2 separate regions of the Homo sapiens genome follow, and region 2 is linked to region 1. The links are chromatin contacts, found by Hi-C or POLR2A ChIA-PET in ENCODE. All regions are on one chromosome and are shown on one strand. Each heading gives the region's core, a stretch centred on a gene start or an enhancer-like site at or near the end of the contact. The rest is flanking DNA. Distances are from core to core; before and after follow the strand shown. Region 1 overlaps SLC30A7 (solute carrier family 30 member 7). Region 2 has its middle 32 kb from the start of LINC01307.

The links. Hi-C counts contacts between places; a loop is a spot of excess contacts on that map. ChIA-PET counts read pairs that join two places held with the same protein, here RNA polymerase II (POLR2A). Pooled maps may share reads with other maps.
Region 2: a loop to region 1 is called in a map of uterus, with 4 times the contacts of the local background. The contact joins two enhancer-like sites. A Hi-C loop is called at or near these places in 3 of 168 maps with a recorded cell type or tissue (PC-3, gastrocnemius medialis and uterus) and 6 of 50 pooled maps. POLR2A ChIA-PET finds 5 or more read pairs at or near these places in 13 of 52 experiments (B cell, CD4-positive, alpha-beta T cell, CD4-positive, alpha-beta memory T cell and 9 more).

Annotation. Positions count from the first base shown.
Region 1 is chr1:100,939,390-100,945,602 of GRCh38, forward strand. The region is part of intron 8 of SLC30A7 (solute carrier family 30 member 7); the gene reads left to right. It also overlaps the pseudogene HNRNPA1P68. Among named protein-coding and RNA genes, the nearest start is that of SLC30A7, 46 kb to the left of the region's middle. Within about 2 kb of position 3,107, at least 2 of the 41 ENCODE cell types and tissues checked have a DNase peak (open chromatin) inside an H3K27ac peak, as active enhancers do.
Region 2 is chr1:101,288,811-101,295,023 of GRCh38, forward strand. No RefSeq gene overlaps it. Among named protein-coding and RNA genes, the nearest start is that of LINC01307, 32 kb to the right of the region's middle. RefSeq lists enhancers at 4,875-4,964, 5,105-5,174. Within about 2 kb of position 2,766, at least 3 of the 41 ENCODE cell types and tissues checked have a DNase peak (open chromatin) inside an H3K27ac peak, as active enhancers do.

The DNA of each region.
Region 1 (6,213 bases), core at 1,857-4,356:
AATGATGTAATTAAAGAGAAGACACCTCTTCAGTAGCAACAACAAAGATAACGTAGAGGTTAAATGAGTAAAATTTACACAAGGAATTTAAACCCTTTAAAAAACACAGAAGTCGACTCGAACAGAGCCTTTTTTGTCAACTATGACATTTTTGAAGAATCAGCTGGCCGGGCGCGGTGGCTCTCGCCTGTAATCCCAGCACTTTGGGAGGCCAGGGTGGGCAGATCACGAGGTCAGGAGATCGAGACCAACCTGGCTAACACAGTGAAACCCTGTCTCTACTTAAAAAAAAAAAAAAAAATACAAAAAATTAGCTGGGCATGGTGGTGGGCACCTGTAGTCCCAGCTACTTGAGAGGCTGAGGCAGGAGAATGGCATGAACCCAGGAGGTGGAGCTTGCAGTGAGCTGAGATCGTGCCACTGCACTCCAGCCTGGGCAACAGAGTGAGACTCCGTCTAAAAAAAAAAAAAACAGCAACATGTCAATGCTTTTTGTGTTTATTTATAAAAGTTTTAAAATATTCAAATAAAAATACCAGTAGGTCCTTTTATTCTGAGGAGGAAGTAGTAAAAATTGATTTTAAAGTTTATAAGGAAAAAACAAACAGGAGGAATAGCCAAGTAAATCCTGGAAAAGAAGATGTAAAATATAAAGCCTTTGTAATGAACATAATGAGATACCTGAAAGAGCAAGAAGACTAATGGAGCAGATTAGGAGGTCCAGAGATGGGTTTATATATATATAGTGGCTTACTAATGATAAAGACAGCACCTCAAATCAGTGGAAAAAAGATGGCTTCCCTAAAAACTGGATAGCCATTTGGAAAAAGATAAATTTAGAGCTCTATGTTATACTATATACCCGGAAACATTTCAAATGGGTTAGTGTTTTAAAAGTAAAACATGAAACCATGCTAGTATTAAAAGAAGGCATGGCTGAAATATTTACGGTAGCATGAGAATATTAAGGGGTAGCTGTGGCTCAAAACTAGAAAATCAGTAAGAGAAAAGATTAATGAATTAAGCTACATTTTTAAAAAGAAGAATTTTGGCATAAGAAGAAAGCATCATAAGGAAAGTCACAAGACACAATAAATTAGAGTAAGTATTGGCCACTTAGATCATGAAGGACTAACATTTCTAATATAAAGAGAGCTTCTAAAAATAAAAATGTAATTTAATTAAGAGACTAACTTCCTGATAGAAAACTGGGTAAAAGTATAAGTTTATTTAAGTTACAGGAAAAGAAATACAAATTTAATGTGATTAATTAATTTATTTTTAAAGACACATTCAGTGTCATGATCGGACTATAACATTTAGCAATCAACAGCATGGATGCAAAAAATAAAATCTTATATTAAAACCCTTCAGTGGACTGTTTTACACTTTCCACAGAACATAAACTAAGATAACCTGTTATTAATTGTTACATAATTAATCACAAATATAGTTTTCATGTTTTTTGCCCATATACACAAATACTGTCTAAAACATGTCTTCTTTGTAGCAGCTAGGCCCTGCCACCACTGTGCTTGGCTGAATTCACAAATCCGTTGTAACCTGTAGTTTCCCTGTCACTTCTCTGGCTCTTCTCTCCTGCTAAACTTTATTTCCTAGCAGTAATTAAAATCTGCTACTGCCATAGCTTCTGCAGCTATTGGAACTGCCACAGCCACCTTGGTTTCATAGTTTAGAAAAGAATTTGCCTCCACCACCATAGGGGCCAGATCTTCTGCCACCAAAGTTTCCTTCCTTCATGGGTTCAGAATTTGAAGACTGTTGTAATTGCCAAGATCATTGTAGCTTTCAGCACCTCCAAATTTGCTTCCATTATTACAAAATCCATTTTAACCATCCCACTGCCACCATATCCACCACCACCAGAGCTACCACCAAAGCCACCATGACCACTAAAGTTTCCACCACAACCAAAATTGCCATTCCCACCAAAACCACCTCCACAACCACCACCAAAGTTTCCAGAAGCACTTCACCCTTTTCGGCTAGATGAAGCACTAGGCATCTCTTGATTTGACACAGCTTCCCTAATTTCACAATTGTGGCCATTCACAGTATGGTATTTCAGAATGACAGTCTTATCCACAGTCATGCTTACAAAGGCAAAGCCTTTTTTCTTGCCATTGCCTTGGTCAGTCATGATTTCAATCACTTCAGTTTTTCCATACTGTTTAAAATAATCTCTTAGGTGATGTTCTTCAGTATACTCTTTAATGCCAGCAACAAATATCTTTTTCACAGTTAAGTGGGCACTGGTCTCTGAGAGTCTTCTCTTGAGACAGCTCTCTTTGGTTCCACAACTCTTCCATCCACCTTGTGTAGCTTTGCATTCATGACTGCATCTACCTCCTCCACAGTGGCATACGTGACAAACCCAAAGCCCCTGGAGTGGCATACGTGACAAACCCAAGGCCCCTGGAGTGCCTGGTGTTTGGATCTCCCATTACCACACACTCTGTGAGTGTTCCCCATTGCTCGGAATGGCTCCTCAGATCTTCCTCAGCTTTGTTTCAAAGCCAACCCTCCAATGAAAATGAAGAGCTTCCACAGCCATTCGGGCTCTTTAGAAAACTGACTGCGACGTGACGGCAGTGGGAAGAGAGATTTTAACAATGCCTCCTTGACGGCATCCTCTGGCAGGAAGCACAAACAACTTTTAGAAGAGTAGTTTAGCTCAACGTATAAGGAAGAAATAGAAATTAAAACTGCATTGAGACACCACTTCTTACCCATCAGTAGATAAATGTCCAAAGGTTTGCATAATCTTTTGGCAAGGCTATGGGTAAAATAGGTACTCTCATACTTTGCTGATAGGAATGAGAATAGTATTAACTCAGAGGAATTGGGCAATGTCTAGCAAAATTAAATATGCATATACCTTTAATTAAGCAATCACACTTTTGGGAATATATCCCAAAGGCAAATTTGCAAAAAATATAAAAGAACATATCTGTAAAGTCATTCTTTGTGCCTTTATTTGTAATAGCAAAAGATTGGAAAGAACACAAATGGCCATCTCTATGGAAAAAACACTCAAAGTGCTTTTTCTGTTCTCTCACCCAGCAACAATCAACACAGTAGACTTCTGTGAAATGTGTGGGGTTTTTTCCCCAGACACCAAGCAAGTGTTAACCTGAAATAATCGAAAGAATCAGAGTCTAGCTTTATTCAAGTGAAAAGCTGAGAATGGCCATCTGGGAAACACAAACTCCAGAGAAATGGAGTCTGTGCTCCCAAATTAAAAGTTAAGTTCTTGCTTATACAGGCAGAAAACAAATGTATTAGGGTTATAGCATTTTCTATGCAAGGCTGGTTTATGAGTTATAACAATCTAATGAGTTACAGCTTGCTTTCATTTCCTTTTCAATTTAAAAGAGTGTTTTTAACATTTCATCTTAGACATGATAGTCTGTGTATGAAAAAAGTAAAAGGGCAGTTAATCTACAGTGAAGAGAGAATGGGGCTGCCTAGGTGCCCTTTAATCATTTACAACATTTTATAAAACTATGTGGGTAAGAGAGAAGGCAAATCTAATCAGAGAAACAGTGGTTACAGTTCCCTGTTACGTGACTGAGGTCCTATAATCACATTCCTTTAAGGCTCAAAATGTTTTGAAGTTCCAACAGCTTAGATTTTGAATTACTTATTTTCACACAATCAGTTCTCCAGCAGACAGTAGCTGAGTATCCTCTAATTCAGTTCAATTCTGACACTGCCTGGAGACAGTGTGAGATCTCACAGGTTGAGGGATCCCACTTCTGATGCCATTTGCAAACCCCAGGTTAGTTTGCCTGTGCTTCTGACTGACCGGCTATAAACTGGGGATCCCACAACCCCCTCCTTGGATTCGATTAATTTACTAAAGCAGCTCACAGAACTCAGGGAAGCATGTTTACTAGCGTATTATAAAGGACATAACAAAGGATACAGAGGAAGAGATGCATGGGGTGAGGTATGGGGGAAGGATAGAGCTTCCATGTCATTTCTAGGTGAGCCACACTCCAGGAAACTTCATGTCTTCAGCTATCTGGAAGCTTCCCAAACCCTGTCCTTTTGGGTTTTTATGGAGGCTTCATTACATAGGCATGATTGATTAATTGGCCATTGGTGATCAACTTAACCTTCAGCCGCTCTCCCTATCTGGATCTTTCTAATCATGCCTTGATCTTTCTGCATGACCAGCCCACATCCTGAAGCTACCTACAGGCTGCCAGCCATCAGTCAACTCATTAGAAAGACATCACTTTAGAGAGTCCAAGGATTTTAAGAGCTGTATATCAGGAAATGGGTCAAAGACCAAATATGTATTTTGTAATATTACATCATCAGTAAAGCAGTTCTGTGCAACCTTAAAAAGGAGAATAAAGATGATCTTTATGTGGTAATGTGGTATGATTTTCAAGAATATTATTAAGAAAACAAGATAGCACTTAATATGTAGCACATGATATATAGGTTTATAGCATAAACTATATAAAAGCACTGCTACCTTTTATATAAGAAGAAGAGACATGCATATAATCTAAATGTTTTCATATAATTTTGAAAAGAAACACTGGAAGAATAAATCAAAAGCAAATATAGTTACCTTTTCGGCAGAGGAAAGGGATTAGAAGTGAGACTTTGAATTTTCATTTTATTTTATTTATATATTTTTTCGAGACAGGGTCTGGCTCTGTCACCCAGGCTAGAGTGAGGGCAGTGGCACAGTCTCTGCAGCATCTGCCTCCTGGCCTCAAGCCATCCTCCTACTTCAGCCTCCCAAGTAGCTAGGACTACAGGTGCACACCACCACGCCTGGCTAATTTTTGTAGAGATGGGGTTTTGCCATGTTGTCCAGGCTGGTCTCAAACTCCTGGACTCAAGAAATCCACCCTCCTCAGTCTCCCAAAGTGCTGGGATTATAGGTGTGAGACACCATACCCAGACAGAATATGTTTTTAAAATATTTTTGACTTTGGAATCATCCACATATTTAGCCCTTCAAAGAAAAGTAAGTCAAAAACGTGAAAAGCATATTGAGATTTTTTAACTTACTAGCTGCAAAAAGAAAAAAAAATTGGCTCCTTTTGGTTCTTTAGTTTTTTTATTTATTTATTTTTTATTTTGTTATACTTTAAGTTCTAGGGTACATGTGCACAATTTGCAGGTTTGTTAAATAGGTATGCATGTGCCATGTTGGTTTGCTGCACCCATCAACTCCTCATTTACATTAGGTATTTCTCCTAATGCTATCCCTCCCCCCACCCCCTACTCCCCGGTGTATATGTGCCACAATTTCTTAATACAGTCTATCATTGATGGACATTTGGGTTGGTTCCAAGTCTGCTATTGTGAATAGTGCCACAATAAACATACGTGTGCATGTGTCTTTATAGTAGCATGATTTATAATCCTTTGTGGGATCACTGGGTCAAGTGGTATTTCTAGTTCTAGATCCTTGAGGAATCGCCACAGTCTTCCACAATGGTTGAACTAATTTACACTCCCACCAACAGTGTAAAAGCGTTCCTATTTCTCCACAACCTCTCCAACATCTGTTGTTTCCTGACTTTTTAATGATCGCCATTCTAACTGGCATGAGATGGTATCTCATTGTGGTTGTGATTTGCATTTCTCTGATGGCCAGTGATGATGAGCATTTTTTCATGTGTCCGTTGGCTGCATAAATGTCTTCTTTTGAGAAATGTCTGTTCATATCCTTCTCCCACTTTTTGATGGGGTTGTTTTTTTCTTGTAAATTTGTTTTAAGTTCTTTGTAGATTCTGGATATTAGCCCTTTGTCAGATGGGTAGATTGCAAAAATTTTCTCCCATTCTGTAGGTTGCCTGTTCACTCTGACGGTAGTTTCTTTTGCTGTGCAGAAGCTCTTTAGTTTAATTAGATCTCATTTGTCTCTTTTGGCTTTTGTTGCCATTGCTTTTGGTGTTTTAGTCATGAAGTCCTTGCCCATGCTTATGTCCTGAATGGTATTGCCTAGGTTTTCTTCTAGGGGTTTTATGGTTTTAGGTCTAACATTTAAGTCTTTAATCCATCTTGAATTAATTTTTGTATAAGGTGTAAGGAAAGGATCCAGTTTCAGCTTTCTACATATGGCTAGCCAGTTTTCCCAGCACCATTTATTAAATAGGGAATCCTTTCCCCATTTCTTGTTTTTTTCAGGTTTGTCAAAGATCAGATGGTTGTAGATGT
Region 2 (6,213 bases), core at 1,516-4,015, 350 kb after region 1:
CTTAGTTGGTGTCTGGTCCGTACATTTTTTTCTGCCGCTGTTGTTGTGTTTGTACTAATGCTATCTCTTTGGCATAGGTATAGAAGTTCATCAAGTATCTGAGAGGCTGTGTTGAAAGGATTAAATGTTTGAGGGGGCAAAGAAAAAAAAACACTGGAGAAATAATCAGATTTTGATGTATATGTTAGCTGTGTGACTTTGAACAAGTCACTGGGTCTCTCTCTCTATCAGTTCTGGCTGCTCAAAAATGTGCGGTTGGACCAGATGTGGTGGCTTACCCCTATAATCCCAGCACTTTGGGAGGCCAAGGAGGGAGGATTGCTTGAGGCCAGGAGTTCGAGACCAGGCTTGGCAACATAGTGAGACCTGTCATTACAAAAAATAAGAAAACAAAAATGTGGGAGTGAAATGGTTTAGCAGTTCTCCACCAAACCCCATGTGGGGGAGGCGTCGTCTGAGGAACATCATGGGTTTAGAAATCTTCATGGATCTTTGTCTGGGTGTGAGGGCTTGGGATGAGGGGAAGAGGTTGAAAAGGAAGGTCCAGACTGTTTTAACCAGAACAGGCCCCACTATAAAAAGTTAATTCAAAAAATTTTATTTTTGAATAGGTAATCCATGTAAGTGATTCAAAATTCAAGAGGTAGAAAAGAGCACATAGCAAAAAGTCTCCTCACTAATCTGCCCCACATTAGAGTAAACCAATGTCACAATCTATTATCTATATTTTTGGAGATATTCCCCCATATTGCCCCACCTCTTTCTTTTATTAACACAAATAATAACATCATACACAGTTCTATAATGCTTCTTTTTATCTATTTATATATTGCAGTTTCATATAACATTTCACTTATTCTTCAGTATGCTCAGACATAGATATATAAAATTTGACTAGATGCTCTAGAAATCTCTTTTGTAAGGGCATTGACCCTTTTTTACTTTTACTCTTTTAAATGTTTTTAGAGACAGGGTCTCACTTTGTCACCCAGGCTGTAGTGCAGTGGTGTGATCATAGCTCACTGCAGCCTTGACCTCCTGGGCTCAAGAGATCCTTCTGCTTCCAGAGTTGCTGGGATTACAGGCATGAGGCACCATGCTTGGCAGCATTGACTCTTAAGCTCACATTTTTAATCTAATATAAAATAAATGATCCATAGATTTGTAGCTATGCAGAGACAAAAACCATTTGTCTTGGTGTCAGACCTCCGAGAGACAGGAAGAGAGTGAGCCCTAGGAGAAGGCCTCTTTCAATATTTTCAGCTACAAGGCTTGTTTGACTGCTGTTAACCATAATCCGTAATCATGATCCACAGTAAGCAAAGCATGGGGGAGCACAACAGCACAGAAGCTGCTCCATAGGCTGAGAACAATGGCTCACACCTGTAATTCCAGTACTTGGAAGACTGAGGCAAGAGGTTCGCTTGGCCTAGGAGTTTGAGGCCAGCCTGGGCAACATAGCAAGACCTCATCTTTATTTTAAAATAAATAAATAAATAAATAAATAAATAAATAAATAAATAAATAAGAAAGAAACTGCTCAGGCACAGTGCTGGATGTATCCACAGCTGTAAACGAATTTGAAGGTTTGGGAAGGATAGAGTAAGAAGGTGAGGAGCAATCACTTTAGAAATCTTGTTACATTTTAAGTTAAGTAGAGATAGACTGCTTCTTCCACAGATTTCTCTATTGGATTTTTTCTTTCTTTCTTTCTTTAAACAGGATCAAATTTCCCTTAGAACAGCGACTCTCAACCCTAATTGCACGTTTGAATCATCTGGGAGCTTTCAGAAACTCCCACAGTCAGAGCCCCATCTGTAGGATTCTGATTTAATTTGTTTGGGGGGGTGAGGCTTAGCACCTGGCATTTTTGGAAAGCTCCGTAGATGATTCTAGATGCAGCCAGGTGACAACAGAGCTGTAGCTTCCGAGTGACTGGCTAGTGATGCAGCTCCTTTCTGCTCTACTGGGTGGTTGTCTCCAGGCAAATGGCCCAGATTCCTTCTCTGCTTCCTTCCTTTAACCTTCCCTTTCTGCCTTCTTTTTATTGCATGATCACTATCTGTCTTGGATTGTTGCTTGTTTTGATGTTTATCAGTCTCTGGAGCATACAGATCCCCCTCAGGTAGTCTGAGCTGGAAACTGTCAACTCCTACCCTTTGCAGTTTCTCTCAGATTCAGCTACTAAACATGTCACCTGAGGGCTGTGGTTCATAAGTTCTAGGTCGGAGGTTCTTAGACTAGCAGCATCAGCACCACCTCAGAAGTTCTTAGAAAATCAAATTCTCAGCCCATCTCAGGTCTAATTTAGCTCACTAAATTAGAAACTTTGTGGGTGGGACTAAGGGTATTTTATTGGTAGCCTTGAACCACAAGCTTGTAGCATTTGGAATTAGTTGTGCTGTCATGGGTGCTCTATCTTGAGGCTTTGGTATGCATGTTGGGCACCCAGAGGCTGAACAAGTTGCAATCTTCCTTCAGTGCCCCCACCATTTCCATCTTACCTTGGTGCTAGAGATAAACTGGGCTTCTTTCCTGATTTCTCTCCTTTGCACCTGAGCACTCCACGATGCTAGGTCCTTCCCAAACTCAGTCCATGCACCCCTACCCCCACCATCCTCATCCCCTGTAACTCCTGATCCTAGGAGAGACCTCTCCAGTTCCCCCAAGCGAGAAACAGATTTTCCCAAGGGGAGTGCCTGGAAGACTTTATGTTTATACTTAGTAACTTCATTTGCCAGACTGCCCAGCAGGACTAAGCCTCTTCCTCCTTTGTGGCTTTGCTGATGACTCTGCTCTGAAGCCTGATGATTTAACTAATTGGTGCTAAATTTTCCTGTACAGAGACATGATTTTATCAGCTGTAATTATCAAGCAATGGGACCTGATTTGGTTTTAAGCAGTCCTAGAACTTAAGCACCTCAGTGAATGTTGTCCTTCAAAGTAGTTATCAGGGGAAGCCACCCACTTATTCTAACAAGGCTGTCATTGTTGAAAATCTGACTGAAAACACTCTCCTGGGTCTGATGCAATCCAGAGTCTGATGTTTGTGCTCCTGCCTGATCGGGTTGCATCTTCCACCACCATCTCCCACGTGCCCATTGCTTTAACCACACAGCAGTTTCCTATTTCCTGAACTTACCCTGCACTTTCACATCTCCATGACTTTGTTATTCTTATTCAGCTTGGATTGCTCTTTTTATGCCTTTCTTTCCTTATTAAAATTCTGTTTTTCCTCCAACGGCCAACTAAGATGCTACTTTTCCTATGATGCTTTTCCTTATTCTTCAAATCAAAAAGATGGCTTGCTTTCTTCTCACATGTCATAGTATTTCACTTTTGCTGGTAATGAAGCATGTTTGCTTGAGTAAGTATTCCCTTCTAATGTACGCTTCTTGACAGCAGGGACCATGGAAACCATCCATTCCTCTTTCAGTGTCCAACACAGTAAGAGGTTGACAGCTGTCTATGAAGAGCCTCCATAAGGAACCAAGTGAGGAAATCAATTTATTTAGTTTATGTGTTTATTGAGTTTACCTATTTAGTTTATTTATCACTCTGTCACCCAGGCTGGATGGCACAATTATAGCTCACTGTAGCCTCAACCTCCTGGGCTCTAGGGATCTGCCTGCCTCAGCCTCCTAAGTAGTTGGGACCACAGGCACATGTCACCATACTGGGCTATGGTTTTTTGTTTGTTTGTTTTTGTTTGTTTTGTTGTTTGTTTTTTGTTTGTTTGTTTGTTTTCAATGGAGTCTTGTTCTGTTGCCTAGGATGGAGTGCAGTGGCACCATCTCTGTTCACCACAACCTCCACCTCCTGGATTCAAGCAATTCTCCTGCCTCAGCAGGACAATTGTAATCCCAAGTAGCTGGGATTACAGCCGCCCATCACCACACTCAGCTAATTTTTGTATTTTTAGTAGAGAGGGGGTTTCACTATGTTGGCCAGGCTGGTCTCGAACTCCTGGCCTCAGGTGATCTGCCCACCTCAGCCTCTCAGAGTGCTGGGATTACAGCAGTGAGCCACCGCACCCGGCCTACTGGGCTAATTTTTAAAGTTTGTTTCTAGATACAAGGTCTTGCTGTGTTGCCCAGGCTGGTCTTGAGCTCCTGGCCTCAAGCGATACTCCCACCTTGACCTCCCAAAGTGTTGGGATTATAGGCATAAGCCACCATGTCCAGTTTATTTAGTTTATTATTTAAAAATGGTATTATACCGTGTCTGATCACTACTTTAATCACTGTAATTAGGAACAAAGGACTTTAAGCTATTTCACACAATCATTCATCTTAAAGGATAAAGATTCAATGAATTTTAGGAATAAAGAAAAAATGTGTCAGGCGTGATGGCTCACACCTGTAATCCCAGCACTTCGGCAAGCTGAGGTGGGAGGTTTGCTTGAGCCATGGGGGGGTGGAGGTTGCAGTGAGCTGAGATCATACCACTTCACTCCAGCCTGGAAGACACTGTCTCAAAAAAAAAAAAAAAAAAAAAAAAAAGTTAAAGAAACGATATATCCCTAAGCACTAGCAGCTGGGACTAAGTATATAACCTCCCAGTAAAATACTTTGAAGGGGGACAGTGTGCCTTTTCTTTGTTAAAGGCCCTTCCTGTTGCTAGAAGCATATCCTCTGTGATATTAATGTATTTTCAAAAGGGCTTTGAGCTCCTGCAGCAGAAAAAAGTGCTACAAAGTCTAGCAGCATCTCAGAAAATTGGGACAGATGGCCTCAGGTTTCTCTACGTCAGTGCATCTCTGTGGTTTCAATTTTTTGACCACCAAAAGGAGGAATTGGATTTGATGAACCCAGTGGTTGCAGTGGCTCTGGGAAAGCAATGTGGTTGAAATTTTATGCTTCAGTTGGAAGGGAGCACCCAATGCCATGCTCAGGACTTTTCATTGTGGTATTTGGTCTTCTTTTCTTTTTTTGCTGTGGGTCTTATTTTACTAATGCTGCATGAGAACATTTCATTGCCCTATTTATCTTCCCAGAATCTAACCTGGTCTTGAGTCATATTTGGTGTGCTCTGATTTCCAGGCGAGTCCACGCACCACAGACTTGCCTTTCTGCGGTGGTGAAGAATCCCCCTGATGACTGTGGTACCCCACATTGTAACCTTCTAACTCCTCCCCCATCTATGACTCACTATTTCCTGCCTTAGTGCCCTCCCCCTATTTTCCCTATAATGTAACAATTTTCCCTAAATTGTCCCCTCTTTATTGGAAAGTTTCTTTCTCTTTCCATTGGTTCCAGGATTGTTTCAAAATCAGCTTCTTCCAGGAATACTTCTCTGATAAATTCTCGCCTATTTTAGCTGGGCATGGTGCATCATTCCTGTAATCCTAGCACTTTGGGAGGCCGAGGCAAGTGGATCCCTGGAGGTCAGGAGTTTGAGACCAGCCTGGCTAACATGGTGAAACCCCGTCTCTACTAAAAATACAAAAAATAGCTGGATGTGGTGGTGGGCACCTGTAATCCCAGCTACTTGGGAGGCTGAGGCAGGAGAATCTCTTGAACCCGGGAGACGAAGGTAGCAGTGAGATGAGATTATGCCACTGCACTGGAGCCCGGGTGACAGAGTGAGACCCCGTCTCAAGAAAAAAAAAATTCTAGCATATTTAATTTTTATTGTCTGAGAATTTATACATTAAGCCTAGAAGTTTCATTATAGAATTTCTTTTGTTGTAACAGTTGTGAAGCTATTTTGTCTTATCAGACATATTATCAGGTAAAGAGATGAATTAAGATCTAATTCCTTGTGTCACATGAGCACCTCCCTTGCCCAACACCTTTTAGGCTGACGTAACAAATCTTTGGGAGTTCAGGATTATTATTTTTTTCTTTTTTTGAGACAGAGTCTCACTCTGTTGCCCAGGCTAGAGTGCAGTGGCGGGATCTCAGCTCACGGCAAGCTCCGCCTCCCGGGTTCAAGTGATTCTCCTGCCTCAGCCTCCCAAGTAGCTGGGATTACAGGCGCGCACTACCATGCCCAGCTAATTTTTGTATTTTTTTAAATAGAGATGGGGTTTCACCACGTTGGTCAGGCTGGTCTCAAACTCCTGACCTCATGATTCGCCTGCCTTGGCCTCCCAAAATGCTGGAATTACAGGCGTGAGTCTCCTCGGCCAGCCTGGAGTTCAGGATTATTGAGAGGGAGGGACGAGAAGTTGCCTTTGTTGAAAAAAAGAGTTTACCTTGTGGAGGATTA